2 separate regions of the Homo sapiens genome follow, and region 2 is linked to region 1. The links are chromatin contacts, found by Hi-C or POLR2A ChIA-PET in ENCODE. All regions are on one chromosome and are shown on one strand. Each heading gives the region's core, a stretch centred on a gene start or an enhancer-like site at or near the end of the contact. The rest is flanking DNA. Distances are from core to core; before and after follow the strand shown.

Evidence for each region. Hi-C counts contacts between places; a loop is a spot of excess contacts on that map. ChIA-PET counts read pairs that join two places held with the same protein, here RNA polymerase II (POLR2A). Pooled maps may share reads with other maps.
Region 2: a loop to region 1 is called in a pooled map, with 2.1 times the contacts of the local background. The contact joins two enhancer-like sites. A Hi-C loop is called at or near these places in 1 of 50 pooled maps. POLR2A ChIA-PET finds 5 or more read pairs at or near these places in 2 of 52 experiments (CD4-positive, alpha-beta T cell and naive thymus-derived CD4-positive, alpha-beta T cell).

Annotation. Positions count from the first base shown.
Region 1 is chr14:74,934,254-74,941,330 of GRCh38, reverse strand. No RefSeq gene overlaps it. Among named protein-coding and RNA genes, the nearest start is that of RPS6KL1, 15 kb to the right of the region's middle. RefSeq lists an enhancer at 6,324-6,891. Within about 2 kb of position 1,335, at least 11 of the 41 ENCODE cell types and tissues checked have a DNase peak (open chromatin) inside an H3K27ac peak, as active enhancers do.
Region 2 is chr14:75,329,671-75,336,813 of GRCh38, reverse strand. No RefSeq gene overlaps it. Among named protein-coding and RNA genes, the nearest start is that of LINC01220, 39 kb to the right of the region's middle. RefSeq lists an enhancer at 2,291-2,790. Within about 2 kb of position 2,478, at least 25 of the 41 ENCODE cell types and tissues checked have a DNase peak (open chromatin) inside an H3K27ac peak, as active enhancers do.

The DNA of each region.
Region 1 (7,077 bases), core at 86-2,585:
ACCCTGGGGTCGCCCCTTCCCTAACGAGGAGCTCCCAAGATGTAGTTTTGTTTCCAAAGTTGAGGAGAGGCTGGTCCCAGCCACTTTTTAACAGCATCAAGAGCACAATCTCCTCCTCTCCCAGGGCTTAGGGCTGCCCCAGCCCAGTGCCGCAAGGACTCCCGAACTCCTCCGGCCCTCCTGATAGACATCCTGGGCTGGGTCTCAGGGCGCTGAACGGCAGCACGTATAGCCTGCTCGGGCTGCTGAACAGACGCAAGGACCAGCAGATGCTGCCCGGATTTCTCTGCCTTTTACCCCCCAGTTCCTTCCGTCTTCCTCCTCAGTGCTTTGGCAGGAAAAAAATAAATCTTCTTATTATTTTTTAATGGTTTTTTTTTTGAGACGGAGTCTCCTTCTGTCGCCCAGGCTGGAGTGCAGTGCCACAATCTCGGCTCACTGCAACCTCCACCTCCCAGGTTCAAGCGATTCTCCTGCCTCAGCCTTCTGAGTAGCTGGGATTACAGGCGTGCGCCACCATGCCCGGCTAATTTTTGTATTTTTAGTAGAGACAGGGTTTCACCATGTTGACCAAGCTGGTCTTGAACTCCTGACCTCAAGTGATCCACCCGCCTCAGCCTCCCAAAGTGCTGGGATGACAGGCATGAGCCACCATGCCAGGCCTATTTTTTTTTTAATCCAAACCACTTACTATCAAACTCCACTCTGCTTCTGACCTGCAAGGGGTGTGTGTGTGTGTGTGTGTGTGTGTGTGTGTGTGTGTGTGTGTCTGTGTGTCTGTGTCTTTGATGTTATATGCTGCTATATGTATTGGGGGAAGAGAAGTTCCCCCATTCTCTCCTCAGCCTCACTTCCTCATTTGAGGCTGCTGAGGAGAAACCCACAGGGACCCAGGGGCACAGGGGCCTGCCTGGGGCTTTGAGGGGAGCTGGGGATGTCCAGCGGAGTGGGGTGGCCCTGCTGAGGCAGCTGTCCTTGGTGCCCTGTTCACCGAGGCCTGGGGACTCTGCAGGACACGCTGGTCAGAATGTGCTTCTGGCTGTGGTCATAGACGGGTGTGAGTCAGCCCCAGGAGACATACTTTGCCAAAGAAATGCACTTCCTCTCCTGCCTCTCCTCTCTTTAGCTGCAGCTGTTCTGAGCTGTTGCCTTTGACCCACTGTGAACTGGGAAGAGCACCCATCCCCTCCCACTGGCCAGGCCTCTAGCTCAGCCCTGAGGACCCCAACCCAGGCCCGGTAGCATCTTCAAGGCTTTTGGCTCCATAAGGTCACCCACATGGCGGGCAGCCTCCCGACCCAGGCCAGTGACCCCTGTAGAGAGCAAGACAGAAACCAGAAAAGCTCCTGGAAGCCAGAAGCAAAACTCCACATCCGTGGGCAGGAGCCTCGCAGCAGGAATGGGTAGGAAGGAGCCAGCTGGCCTACTTGACTATATTGGCAGCCGTTCCAGCCATTTAGGTCCTAGAGGGATTTGCTTGTCATCTATTTGTGGAGCACCCTCTGTGTCCTAGACACTGACTAGGCATCCAGGATCCAGTGGGGACAGACACACAGGACCCTGCTCTCGTGGACCACACATGCGAGGGGAGAGACAGCCCATGCTCTAGTGCCAGAGGGTACTGGGTGGGCCTTTTCTGCTGCTCGAATGGGTGGCCGGACTCAGAGCTAAGGAAAAAGGGCCTTGAGTACCCCATATTCTAAAACAAAGGAACCATTTGAGACTAGGCCCATTTGCCTACAGGATTTATTAAGAGATGGTTAAAGCAATTCTGCTATGCCCCCAAATCTCCCAGCACCCCCTTCCTCAGTCTCCATAAGCAGAAGACCAGGACAGGGGAAGGAAGAGAGAGGGAGATGGGTCACTGGAGTCCTGGGGTGCTGACTCCCTCCCCTCCTCTCCCTGGATCTGGATTTGCTGTTGAGATCAGCCCACGCGCCATCTGGACAGGGAGGTTGGGGGAGGGCAGGATTGAAGAGGCAGAGACAGACAGGGCAGGGACTCCTTGGGGCACCCAGCAGTCGTTGCCCATGGGTCAGGTGGACATGGCGGAAGGTGCATGTCCTTGAGCTGTCTTGTCCATGTCCTCCCAAGAGGGAGGCCTGCAGCTGTGCAGACCCACAGTCGGTAGGCTGTTGGGTGGAGGTTGGGGCAGTGGCTGAGTGGTGGGGTGAGAGATATAGAGCTGAAGGGACCTCTCACATCAGGGAACAGTGGTGCGAGGTGGCCCTGTGGTGAACCCACAAGAGAGTTAGCATCTGAACGCCATCATGCCGGGAACATTCATAGCCAGAGAAGAAATGGCCACAGCTGACAGGGACTTTCCTGAAAGCTCTCCCTCCCCATCTGTGTGAAAGAAGAGAAAAGGGGAGAGAAAAGGAGGAGGAGAGAGAGAGAGGAGTGGGGGTACAGGGGCAAACTACACCCCTCCCCACTCCCCTGGGCCAAATCCAGACCCTGCCTGGGGAAGGGAAATGGTTAGTCTTGGTTAGATGGACCAGCCTAGATGGGGCTGGGCCTTTAATAAGCTAAAGCAACAGGAATACTAGAAGATCTGCCCAAGATACTGTTACGGGACAGAAAAAGGAGAACCAACATAGTTCATCTAGAAGCAATGATGGAAGGGGGAAAAAAACTTGCTCAATAAGCAAGTTACCCATATAAACAAATACATTAATAAGAAAATGTCTTGCTGCCAAAATGCGTTCTCTCATATTAGAGATGCTCTTGAATTATTTTACATTCCTCCTCTTAAGAGGTGAAGTGTCTTCCCTCTGTTTGAATCTGAATTGGCCTGGGTCTGCGTTGATCAGTAGACTATAGCAGAAGAGACCCTATACTTGTTTCAAGTCTAGCTTTCAAGAGGACTGGCAGCTTCTGCCTTGGTCTGTTGGAACCCTATGCTATCATGTAAGATGTCCAACTACCCTGAGGTCACCATGTTGGAAGGAAGCTCAAGCTGGCCGTATAGAGATGTGGAAAAAGAGAGAGAGAGAGAGACTCAGCCAACCCCAAGCTATTCCAACCCGCAGCCATTACAGTTATCTTAGCAGATGCCCCAGATCTTACAGAGCAAAGACAAGCTGTATCCACTGTGCCGTTTGATTTCCTTGATGCACAGAAACATAAAATACTATAATAACAAATTGTTTTGAGGTAGTTTGTTATGCAGCAATAAGAAACCAGAACAGAAAATAAGGAAAGGTGAAGAGATAGCGTTGGGGGGAAGGTACTCTAGGTCAGGAGGTTATGGATGGCATCTCTGTGGAGATGACATTGATGGTAAAGTTTGAAGGACAAGAAGGAGTTGGTCATGTAAAGATCAGGGATAAGAGCACTCCAGAGGGCACAGCTGGTGGAAAGTGCTGGAAGGAACCCCAGTGTGGCTGGAGCATGATGGGCAGGGAGGGGGGATATGGGATGTGATGTTGGAAGTAGCCAGGGGCCAGACCATAAAGGGCTTTGCAAGTCAGGGTAAGGAGTTCAAATTTTGTTATAATGTGAGATAAACCACTGCAGAGTTTCAAACAGGGGAATGAAATGACATTAGATACATTTTTTTCTTTTTGAGACAGGGTTTCACTCTGTCACCCATGCTAGAGTGCAGTGGCACAATCTCCGCTCACTGCAGCCTCCACCTGCCGGGTTCAAGCGATTCTCATGCCTCAGCCTCCTGAGTAGCTAGGACTACAGGTGCACACCACCACACCTGGCTAATTTTTGTGTTTTTATTAGAGACAGGGTTTTGCCATGTTGGCCAGGCTGGTCTCAAACTCCTGACCTCAAGTGATCCACCCACCTCAGCCTCCCAAAGTGTTAGGATTACAGGCGTGAGCCACCACACCCAGCCATTAGGTACATTTTTGAACAATCACTCCACCCACTATGTGGAAAATGGTCTCTAGGAGTGTAAAACTTAGAGTACAAATACCACTTCAAAGGCTGTGGAGAAGCCAGGCAACCAATTATGGTGGTTTGGTCTAGGGAGAAGTAACAAGGATAGAGAGAAGTAGATTGTTTGGTCTTAATCATGCACGTGGGCTGGTAACCCTGATCATTTATTCACTCATGAGCATTTTTTGAGTCTACAAGGCCTAGGTATTTTGTAGTAGATACATGTATGACAGGGCAAAGTATATTAGCAAGCAAAAGTCTTCCCTACCTACTAAAGAAAATTCTATTCTGCAATAAATAAGGGGAATAAGGAGAGAGATCACAGCTGGAGGGCTAAGCTGGTCTACCTAACAGCTAGGAAAGAGAAAGCAAGCAGGTAGGCAGAGGGAAATAAAAGGCCTCGGGGCTGGGACTAGAGAAGGAGTTTGGGGTTTTGCTGTGGAGTCTCTATTGATATAAGACAGTTTGAGAAGGGCTTTGAGGAAGCACTGTCATGCTCCCTAACATTGCAGGCCCGAATGTTCTTTGAGAGACGCCCACTCAGTGAGACACTAGGCAGAGACTGAACCCAGGGGAGCACCTCGATTAGCTAGGGTTACGCAGAGAGAAATAAGACATTGTCGCTGACCTTAAAAAGTTCGTCAGCGGAATCAGATATACACAGGTGATTAGAATAGAAGGAAAGCAGGCCATGTAGCTAAAAGAATGCAGCTGAAGAGCTGCTAAAGCCACCTGAGATGACCTGCAGCTGGGGAACATCAGAACTGGCTTTGCAAAGCTGGTGGCATTTGAGCTGTGACTTGAAGAGTAGGCAAGATTTGGGTCTGGGGAGATGACTGGGGAAGCCATTCTAGGTGGAGGCAACCCATTAACAAAGACCCCAGAGCTGGCAAAACCCCTACCTGTACAGGGACTCTCCAGCGGTTCAGTTTGGCTGATGCTTAAGGCAGGTGAATCAGAGGGTGATGGCTAAGGCTGGTAGGCGGGCTGGGCCCCGGGTGCCATGCTGGGGAGTTAGGGCTGTGCTAGGCTGCAAGAGGCATGTTTTTTAAACAATAACGTGGCCGGGCACAGTGGCTCACGCCTGTAATCTCAACACTTTGGGAGGCCAAAGCGAGAGGATTGCTTTGGCAATGAATTGAGGTCTTTACAAAAAAATTTTAAATTATGGCCGAGCATGGTGGCTCACGCCGTAATCCCACCACTTTGGGAGGCCGAGGCAGGTGAATCACTTGAGCCCAGGTGTTTGAGACTGGCCTGGGCAACATGGTGAAATCCCATCTCTACAAGAAATACAAAAATTTGCTGGGCATGGGGCTACAAGCCCCAGCTACTCAGGAGGCTGAGGCTGGAGAATCTCTTGAGCCTGGGAGGTGCAGGTTGCACTGAGCTGAGATCGCGCCACTACACTCCGGCTTGGGTGACAGGGTGAGATGCCATCTTAAATTAAAATTAAAAAAAAAAATTAGCCAGGTATGGTGGTGCACACCTGTAGTCCCAGCTACTTGGGAGACTGAGGCAGGAGGATTGCTTGATCCCAGGAGTTTGAGGCTGCAGAAAGCTATGATGTCACTGCACTCCAGCCTGGGCAACAGAGTGAGACCCTGTCTCTAAAAAAAAAAAATTAGAAATTAAACAATAATATGATATGATCATGGAATTTAGGGCTGAAAGAAAGTTTACAAATAATCCATTTCCACCTCCTCATCTTACAAATGAAGGAGCTGAGGCCCAGGCTGGTCCAAAGCCATGTAAGTTAAGCGAGTCAGAATTTAAAACTGTACCATAAGTGACTGACGTGGAATTGAATCCGAAGCCTGTGCTCACTGCCCCTCACCACCTCACCTCCTCTTGAGGATGGAGAGAGAGAAGGGCAGTGGGGCGGTAGGGAAGTGAGCTGGGTCCGCTCCCAGTCTGAGAGGCGGGCCAGACCATCTGCGGGTGGATTGGGTGGGTCAGCAGAAGAGGCCCCTATGAAAACTCTGGTGGGAACTCGAGGCCCCAGACAGGGTGGTGACAGGCCAGAGCCTTGGTGTGGAAAGATGGCCGTCTGTCAGCACCAGATCCCAGCAGCTGTTTCCCTAAAGAAGCCGGACCCTTCCTTTTCCTGAGGGAAGCCTGGGGCGCTCTCCTTCCCCCTGACCTTGGCTGTGACTGAGGCCGAGGAGGCCCCACCTCAGAGGCTCCAGGCCAAAAAGATGGTTCTTTTCTAGTCCCTGAGGTAACTTTGTGACCGTGGAAACCCTCGAGCAGGCAGGTCAGGCCGGGAGGAAGTTGAGGGCTCCCTCGCAGAGGTGGGTTCCCCGAGAGGTGTCGCCTGGGTGGCGGGAGAGGGTGCTGCCATTCTAGTAACTTCTCCCTGCACCACTCTCTGCAAGGTTGTTCCACTCCCTGTCCTCAGTGGCCTCTCCACCGCCACCCCCAGCCCTCGGTCTTCCCCTTCTCCTTCTCTCTTCTCTGAGGCCCTGCCCCCACACACCCAGCCTGGGCCACCCAAGAGTCACCACGTGGGCCACAGCGCTGGGTGTTTCCAGACATGGGCCACCTGACGTCCTCAGCGGGGGCCTAAGGCTTGGGCTGTAACAGCAGTACCCTCCCTCCTCCTCTCCCTTTCAAAGCCCTCTCTGCCACAAGCCTCTCCTGGGGCCTGCGAAGCCCTCTCACTTGCCAGACACGCTGGAAAGAAGTCCTGCGAGGGTGAGAAATCTGCCCGAGGAATTCCAGCCTCTCGGAGGAGGTGGCGGCTGACAGCTGGCCATGGCTGCTGTGCGGAGAAGCTGAAGTTGAGGTCTTGGGTTCACAAGGGGTGCCAGGCACGTCAGGGTCCAACCTGGGGGGGTGCTGCAAGTCCCCATGTCAGAACCTGGGGTGCACCCTGGAGCTGTCGCTCCTGGATTAGCCGGAAATACAGCTTCTCTCCAGACATGGGAGAGGCAAAGGAGGTCACAGGACTTTCCTCTCACATCCAAACCCAGGAGGCTCTGGGTGCCTGGGATCCTTCTTAGGAACCAGCCCTGGCCAGTCAAGATGAGCTCCAGCAGCGGAGAAGACACACAGGCTGCTCTACTGAGACCTTCCTCTTTGTGTGTATATAGAGCTATCTGCCCTTCCCCTTCTTCCCCCTAGAATAAAACATGCCCACCCTCTTAGGAAAAGACTAATTGGTATGTGGCTATGATATCA
Region 2 (7,143 bases), core at 1,229-3,728, 390 kb before region 1:
TATCATGTACCTCCTTATGGCATGCAAAGAAGAAAGGACTTTTCTTCTAAAAAATCCATAACCCTGGTCTAATTATGAGAAAACATTAGATAAACCCAAACACTCAATAAAATACCTGAAAGTGTCAAAGTTATGAACAATAAGGAACAACTAAGAAACTTTTCACAGGTGAGAGAAGACACGACAAGTAAATGCAATATGGTATCCTGGATTACATCCTGTGACAGGAAAAGGACATTAGTGGAAAAACTGGAGAAATCCACAGTCTGTAGTTTAGTTATAGTATATTATACCAGTGTTCATTTCTTAGCAAGGAAATGTTACCTGTAAGAAAGGATCACTACACCTACTTTTTTTTTTTTTTTTTTTGAGACAGAGTCTCACTTTGTCACCCAGGCTGGAGTGCAATGGCACAATCTTGGCTCACTGCAACCTCCACCTCCTGAGTTCAAGTGATTCTCCTGCCTCAGCCTTCTGAGTAGCTGGAATTATAGGCACATGCCACCATGCCCAGCTAATTTTTGTATTTTTAGTAGAAACAGGATTTCGCCACATTGGCCAGGCTGGTCTCAAACTCCCAACCTCAGGTGGTCTACCTGCCTTGGCCTCCCAAAGTGCTGAGAGTACAGGCTGGAGCCACCGCACCTGGCCTGCACCTGCATTTTGAGGTAAGGCTGAAAATCTAGACCACTAACTACAGGGTGCCTGTCCCACTGGCCAGGGACCAGATATGCCACCGTTTGAAACAAATTCAAGGATAGGGGCCTGACTGAGCATTGATGGCCATGAGGGTGGGGAGCGAGAAATCACTTCTGTTGTGCCCCTCAGTTCTTACCTCTAGGCAGAGTCATTCCATGGGAGCTGTTTCTCTGAAAGGGGCCTGGTTTGTGATCAGAATCTATTGTCAAAAAGAAAGAAAGTCCCTTCTCCCACGCAAATGCCAGGCAGGGGGGTGGAGCCAAATGATCACAGGACCCTCATTTTCTGCAACAGTGATTGCTTTGTGTAAAGGGGGCAAGATGCCAGGGCAACTGCTGGGGAAACTGCCGGCTGCCCAGCATTGCAAGGCTCCAGGTGTTTGGGGAATTTCAGACTTAGGCCAGTGGAAGAAAGAGAACTTGACCACGTGGACTCCACCATCTTCTAGGGGTACTCGTCAGGGAAATAATGGGGAGATGCTGCTCCTTCCTGTTTCGCAGACGCAGCAGCAATACTTGTGGCATAAGAGCAAAGCCCCTCCAGAGGGGACAATTTTAAAGCTAAGTGTCCCTGGCATGAGTTACCAGGGTAGCCAAGCTTTACAAAGACAGGGTTAATTCTTTCAAGTGTTTAACTTTAGTGATTTGGTTTTGATCAAAATCTTTTTTTTTTTTTTTTTTTTTTTTTTTGGTTTGTGTGTGAATCAGAGTCTCACTCTGTCGCCCAAGCTGGAGTGCAGTGGCGTGATCTCGGCTCACTGCAACCTCTACCTCCCAGGTTCAAGCGATTCTCCTGCCTCAGCCTCCTGAGTAACTGAGACTACAGGCACCCGCCATCACACCCGGCTAATTTTCATGTTTTTTAGTAGAGACAGGGTTTCGCCATATTGGCCAGGCTGGTCTTGAACTCCTGATCTCAAGTGATCCACCCGCCTCGGCCTCCCAAACTGCTGGGATTACAGGCATGAGCCACCGTGTTGATCAAAATCTTTTTTAAAACTTGTTACTCCTTCATCCATTAAACAGAGCTTGCAAAATATAAATGAACGTTTCCTTGGTGGTTGAAGGTCATTATTGGGAGCATCAGTTATGCCGAGTGCTGCAAAGTGAAACCAGAGACTCAGAAGTGCATTCAGCGTTTGGGACACTTTGCTGAATGGGTCGTGATCTCAGCAACAGCTCTGAAATTTGCCTTCTTGAAAGAATCCCTGACATCAGCTCATTTTTCTACTTTAGAAAAGTGCAGAGCATGTTCACTGTTCTTCACAAAGGCAAAACAGAACCCTGGCCCCAGAAGCTATGTGACCTTCACCAAGTGATGTCATCTCTTAGTGGCTGTGATTCTTCATCTGTAAACTCGGGAATAGCGTTATTAGATAATGCATGTTTAGAACATGCCTTCGATGCATTAGAGCAGGGCTTGGAACAGCGTTCAGCATGTCAGAAGCGCTCAGGGGGTTAACCGCTGTTACTACCGTTTGCAGATGAAGACAAGTCCCAGGTCTGGTTAGTTCAATCTGCCTCTTTTCACTGTAGTCTCACCAACATTGGCTGGCTGTCTGGGAAGCAACACCACCAGTGACCTCTTCTGGGTCTCGTGGCCACCAGCCATTGTGCCCATTCTAATCAAGGAGGCTCACCTCCAATTTATGCCTTTTCTAGTAAGAAAGGACAGAAAGAATTTCCCTGAGTCAAGTCCTTGCCAGAGTAGGGGCCTCTTGCAATCCGTGCCACGAAGTCCCGGAAGGAAGCTCTGCAAATGTGCGCTCAGGGCTTGTCAAATGAGCAGAAGGGCGGTTAAGTAACAAAGTAACTGCGGAGTCAGGCGCGGAGGGGAACAGCGTCTCTAACCACGGCGACCCTGTTCTTCTCTGGGCGCTTCCACTGAGTTATTAGATCAGCACTTGGCTGAGATGGGAGTGGAAGAACCCGGGAGGGAACGGGCCCAGGTCTTCATGTAGAAAAAGGGGCCCTGGCCCCTCGGGGTATTCAGGGCGCCGACCACCACGGCCTCGTCGCCCTTTTCCCCTAAAGCCCTGGAGGAAGGCACTCTCTGGCCTGAAGTTCGCCTGTCCACTGGTGATACCACCCGCCGCAGCGTTTCCAGCTGGGAAGGAGTTGGACATGACCGTACCCGCAACAGCTGCGCTCAGCACTGCCCGGGGCTGCCCCCATCCCTACCCCTACCCCGGGGGCTCCGGAAACCCCCCACAACCCCCGCAGATTTACCAAAATCCAGGGACCCTCTTACCCCCCCTCCCCTCCTCCCCAGGTCACCCACAGACACACACACATTTCCTGCCCTGCCAAAAATAAAGCTGGAGGGCGCTGGGGGTGCGCTTGCCACCAGCCCCTCCGGGGAGACTGCTGCCTCGCTGCACCCCTCCAGTGAGAGGACCACCCCCTTCATTTCTGCTGCCTTCCTCCTCCTTTGCTTTGGTGGATGTCACCCTGGCTCTGCCAAGGCCCTGGTGGAGGTTGCTCTCAAGGCATGGGCTGGAACCCTGCCCCTCTTCTGCTAAAGACACATAGCCCTCCTTCCTTATAAAAGCAGTTATACGGCCGGGCGTGCTGGCTCACGCCTGTAATCCCAGCACTTTGGGAGGCCGAGGCGGGCAGATCACCTGAAGTTGGGAGTTAGAGACCAGCCTGACCAACATGGAGAAACCCTGTCTCTACTAAAAATACAAAAAAAAAAAAAAAAAAAGAAAAAAAAAGAAAAAAGAAAAAAAAAATTATCTGGGCCTGGTAGCACATGCCTGCAATCCCAGCTACTCGGGAGGCTGAGGCAGGAGAATGGCTTGAACTAGGGAGGCGGAGGTTGCGGTGAGCTGAGATCGCGCCATTGCACTCCAGCCTGGGCAACAAGAGAGAAACTCCGTCTCAAAAAAAAAAACCACACAGTTTATACCTTCATAGTACATGTCCCTAACCTCGACCCACCAATAGAGCAACTCCCTGAGAGGACGATCAAGAGGTCAAGCTTGTTTGGGGTGAGCCCCACTCCTGGAAATCTGGAGGGGGGCAGAAGTAGTGCCCCTGACATCTGGTGGGTCATAGGTGCTCAGTCGTTATTTATTTTTGCTCTCCTCCTCCTCATTTTCTTCCTCAATATCAGCTCCTCTCTCTGCATACACCTCCTCCTCCTTACACCTCTCTCTCCTTCCTGCTCCATCCCTTCTTCACTTTATCTCCTTTGGACGACTGCCTCCTGCCTGCTGGAGCACTGAGTGGGGCTGAGGAAGCTCCCTGTGCACCCTGCACCCCCTTCTCTTGGCTGCTAAAACTCTGACCCAGCCTCCTACACCACAACCCTACTTGTCCCTAATTCACTCTGGCTCCTTCTCCACCCCGTCACCCTGGCTTATGCAGTGTAGTCTTGTTGAAGACATCGGGTCTATACCAACCTGGACATCCATAATTGCTTCCTGAAACACATTTATGCAAGATCTCAGGATTTTGTGGCTTTACCAAACACCTCCCCTGAGTTTTCAAAACACCACCTGATAAATTAGTGTTCATCTTGTTGCAGGTGACAATGATATTACAGTGGTATTTTTAAAGTCCTTATCTTTAGAGATACATTCTTTAACATATTTCCAGGTGAAATGATATGGTGTCATGAGTTTGCTTCAAAGTAATATGGGAGGGGATTAAGCAGATGGGACATGGATAGGGAAGGAATGGCCTTGGGTCAATATTTCTTGGGACTAGGTAATGAGTAGATGAGGGTTCATTATACTCTTCTGTCTACTGCCTCCGTAATATAAAGTTAAATTAATTCTCCAGCCTTCCAAAAAGGGAGAAATGAATTAATGAACAAATATTGGCAAAACATTAGAAATTATTGAACCTGGGTGATAAATACACATGGATTTATTGTGTTATTTTTTCTACATTTTTATGTGTTTGAAAAAATGATTAAAAATGACTTTTTAAATGTTTATTTTTATTTTATTTATTTATTTATTTTGGCCAGGTGCAGTGACTCATGCCTGTAATCCCAGCACTTTGGGAGGCTGAGGTGGGTGGATCACTTGAGGTCAGTAGTTTGAGACCAGCCTGGCCAACATGGCAAAACCCCGTCTCTACTAAAAATAGAAAAATTAGCTGGGCATGGTGGCGGGTGCCTGTAATCCCAGCTACTTGGGAGGCTGAGGTGGGAGGATCTCTTGAACCCCAGAGGCAGAGGTTACAGTGAGCGGAGATCATGCCGCTGCCCTCAAGCCTGGGTGACAGAGTGAGACTGCATTTCAAAAAACAAAAACAAACAAAAAATAATAATAAAATAAAATGTTTAATTTCTTTTTTAATGCCACCTTATCACAAACCCTTCATCTGTGTAAAGCTAGGCCATGGGTATTCAACACGCACTACACAGATGTTGATGGACAAGTGTTTCCTCAAAGATCTCAAGTGCTTCTGCTGCCTCTTCCTTAGATGAGCACACTGAAATGCTCCAGAAAACAGAACTTCTTGGCTGGGCAGTGCTGCTTTGGCATCTCCATGCCTTTGCACTTGCTCTGCCCTCCACATAGACTGGCCTTCCCCAGTCCACCTGCCAAGCTCTTACTCAGTTTCAGCCCCTCTTCTCTAAAGCTTTCTCTGACCCTCCCAGGCCTTGTGTCACCACTGAGCCCTGTACATACCTCTGTGTTATACAGTTCACCTTGAAATCCAATTGTTCCTTGCATGCCTAGCCCCCACCCCACACTAAACTTTTAACTACTTGAGAGCAGGGACTTTATTTTTTATTTTTATTTTTTTGAGACAAGGTCTCGCTCTGTTGGCCAGGCTGGAGTAGAGTGATACAATTATACCTCACTGGCACTTCAAACTCCTGGGCTCAAAGGATCCTCCCGCTTCAGCTTCCTAAATAGCCACATGTACGTGCCACCACATCCAGTTAATTTCTAAAAAATTTTGGTAGAGACAGGGTCTCACCATCTTACCCAGGCTGGTCCTGAACTCCTGGGCTCAAGCAGTCCTTCTGCCTTGGCCTCCCGAAATCCTGGGATTACAGGCATGAGCCACCACGCCTGGCCCAGGGATAATGTTTCATTCAACTTTCCATCATTAGGACTTCAAATACCACCTATATGCTCATGACTCCCGAATCAACATCACCAACCTCACACTCCCCAGCACCAGACTCTTATAGCCAAATGCCTTGAACAAGGCAAATGCCTTCTGAACTTCTCCCCTTGGGTGTTCTACAGACCCCTGAAATTCACCGTGTCCAAAACTGAACACATTGTCTTTCCCCTAAACTTACTCTTCCTGCCATGCCTGAGCAGGTAAACAGAACCCTCCACTCAGTCGCTCAACCCACAAATACGAGGTCTACCCTTCACCCCTCTTCTCCTGCACTTCAGCTACTGATTTCACTTCCTACATAAGCCTTGAATGTTCCCACCTCCCTCATCCCTACAGCCCCTTCCTTGTTCAGGGCACCATTGCCTCTCTCCTAATGACAGCAAAAGCTTCTTCGCTGTTCTCCAATCTTGCCCCCTCCATCCCAAGTCTCCATATGAAAGTCTGATCTTTCTAAAATGCCAATATAATCCTATCATATCCTAATAAAATTCTTCCATGTCGCCCTAAAGTTCAAATTCTTCAACATTGAACATGGCTTACAAAGCCCCTTTGTGACTGACCTCAACTCACCTCACTCCCTATCATTTCTCTCTCCAACCCTGCCTACTAATCCCCAACGCACACACACACACACACACACACACACACACACACACTCAATAAGCTCTAGCCACTTGGAAGGACTTGCAGTTTCCCAGCATGCCTTACTCTTTCTGTGGCACAGACAGCACTGCCCACCAAATATCACATGGGCTCCCCTACATTCCTAGCCCTGTAGCATTTAGATGGAACTGGGTCACTGGTTCTGGACAATGGGTCATGAGCAGAAGTTGGATGATCACTCCAAGGCTAAATCATTCTCTCTCTCTCTTTTTCTTTTTCTTTTTTTTTTTGACAGAGTCTCGCTCTGTCACCCAGTCTGGAGCTGGAGTGCAGTGGCATGATCTCGGCTCACTGCAACCTCTGCCCCCCGGGTTCAAGCGATTCTCCTCCCTCAGCTTCCTGAGTAGCTGGGATTACAGGCATGTGCCACCATGCCTGGCTAATTTTTGTATTTTTAGTAGAGATGGGGTTTCGCCATGTTGGCCAGGCTGGTCTCAAACTCCTGACCTCAAGTGATCCACCAGCTTTGGTCTCCCAAAGTGCTGGGATTACAGGAGTGAGCCACCGCACCTGGCCTCTCTCGCTCTCTCTCTGTCTCTTCCTCCCCAGCCACATGTTGAGATGACAGAGTCTTGAGACGAAAGCACCCTGGATCACTGAGTCACCCCATGGAGGGCAGTGGCTCTGAATGCACATCAGACTCCCTGCAAGTGAGAATAAACTTTTTTCATGTGAAGCCATTGAG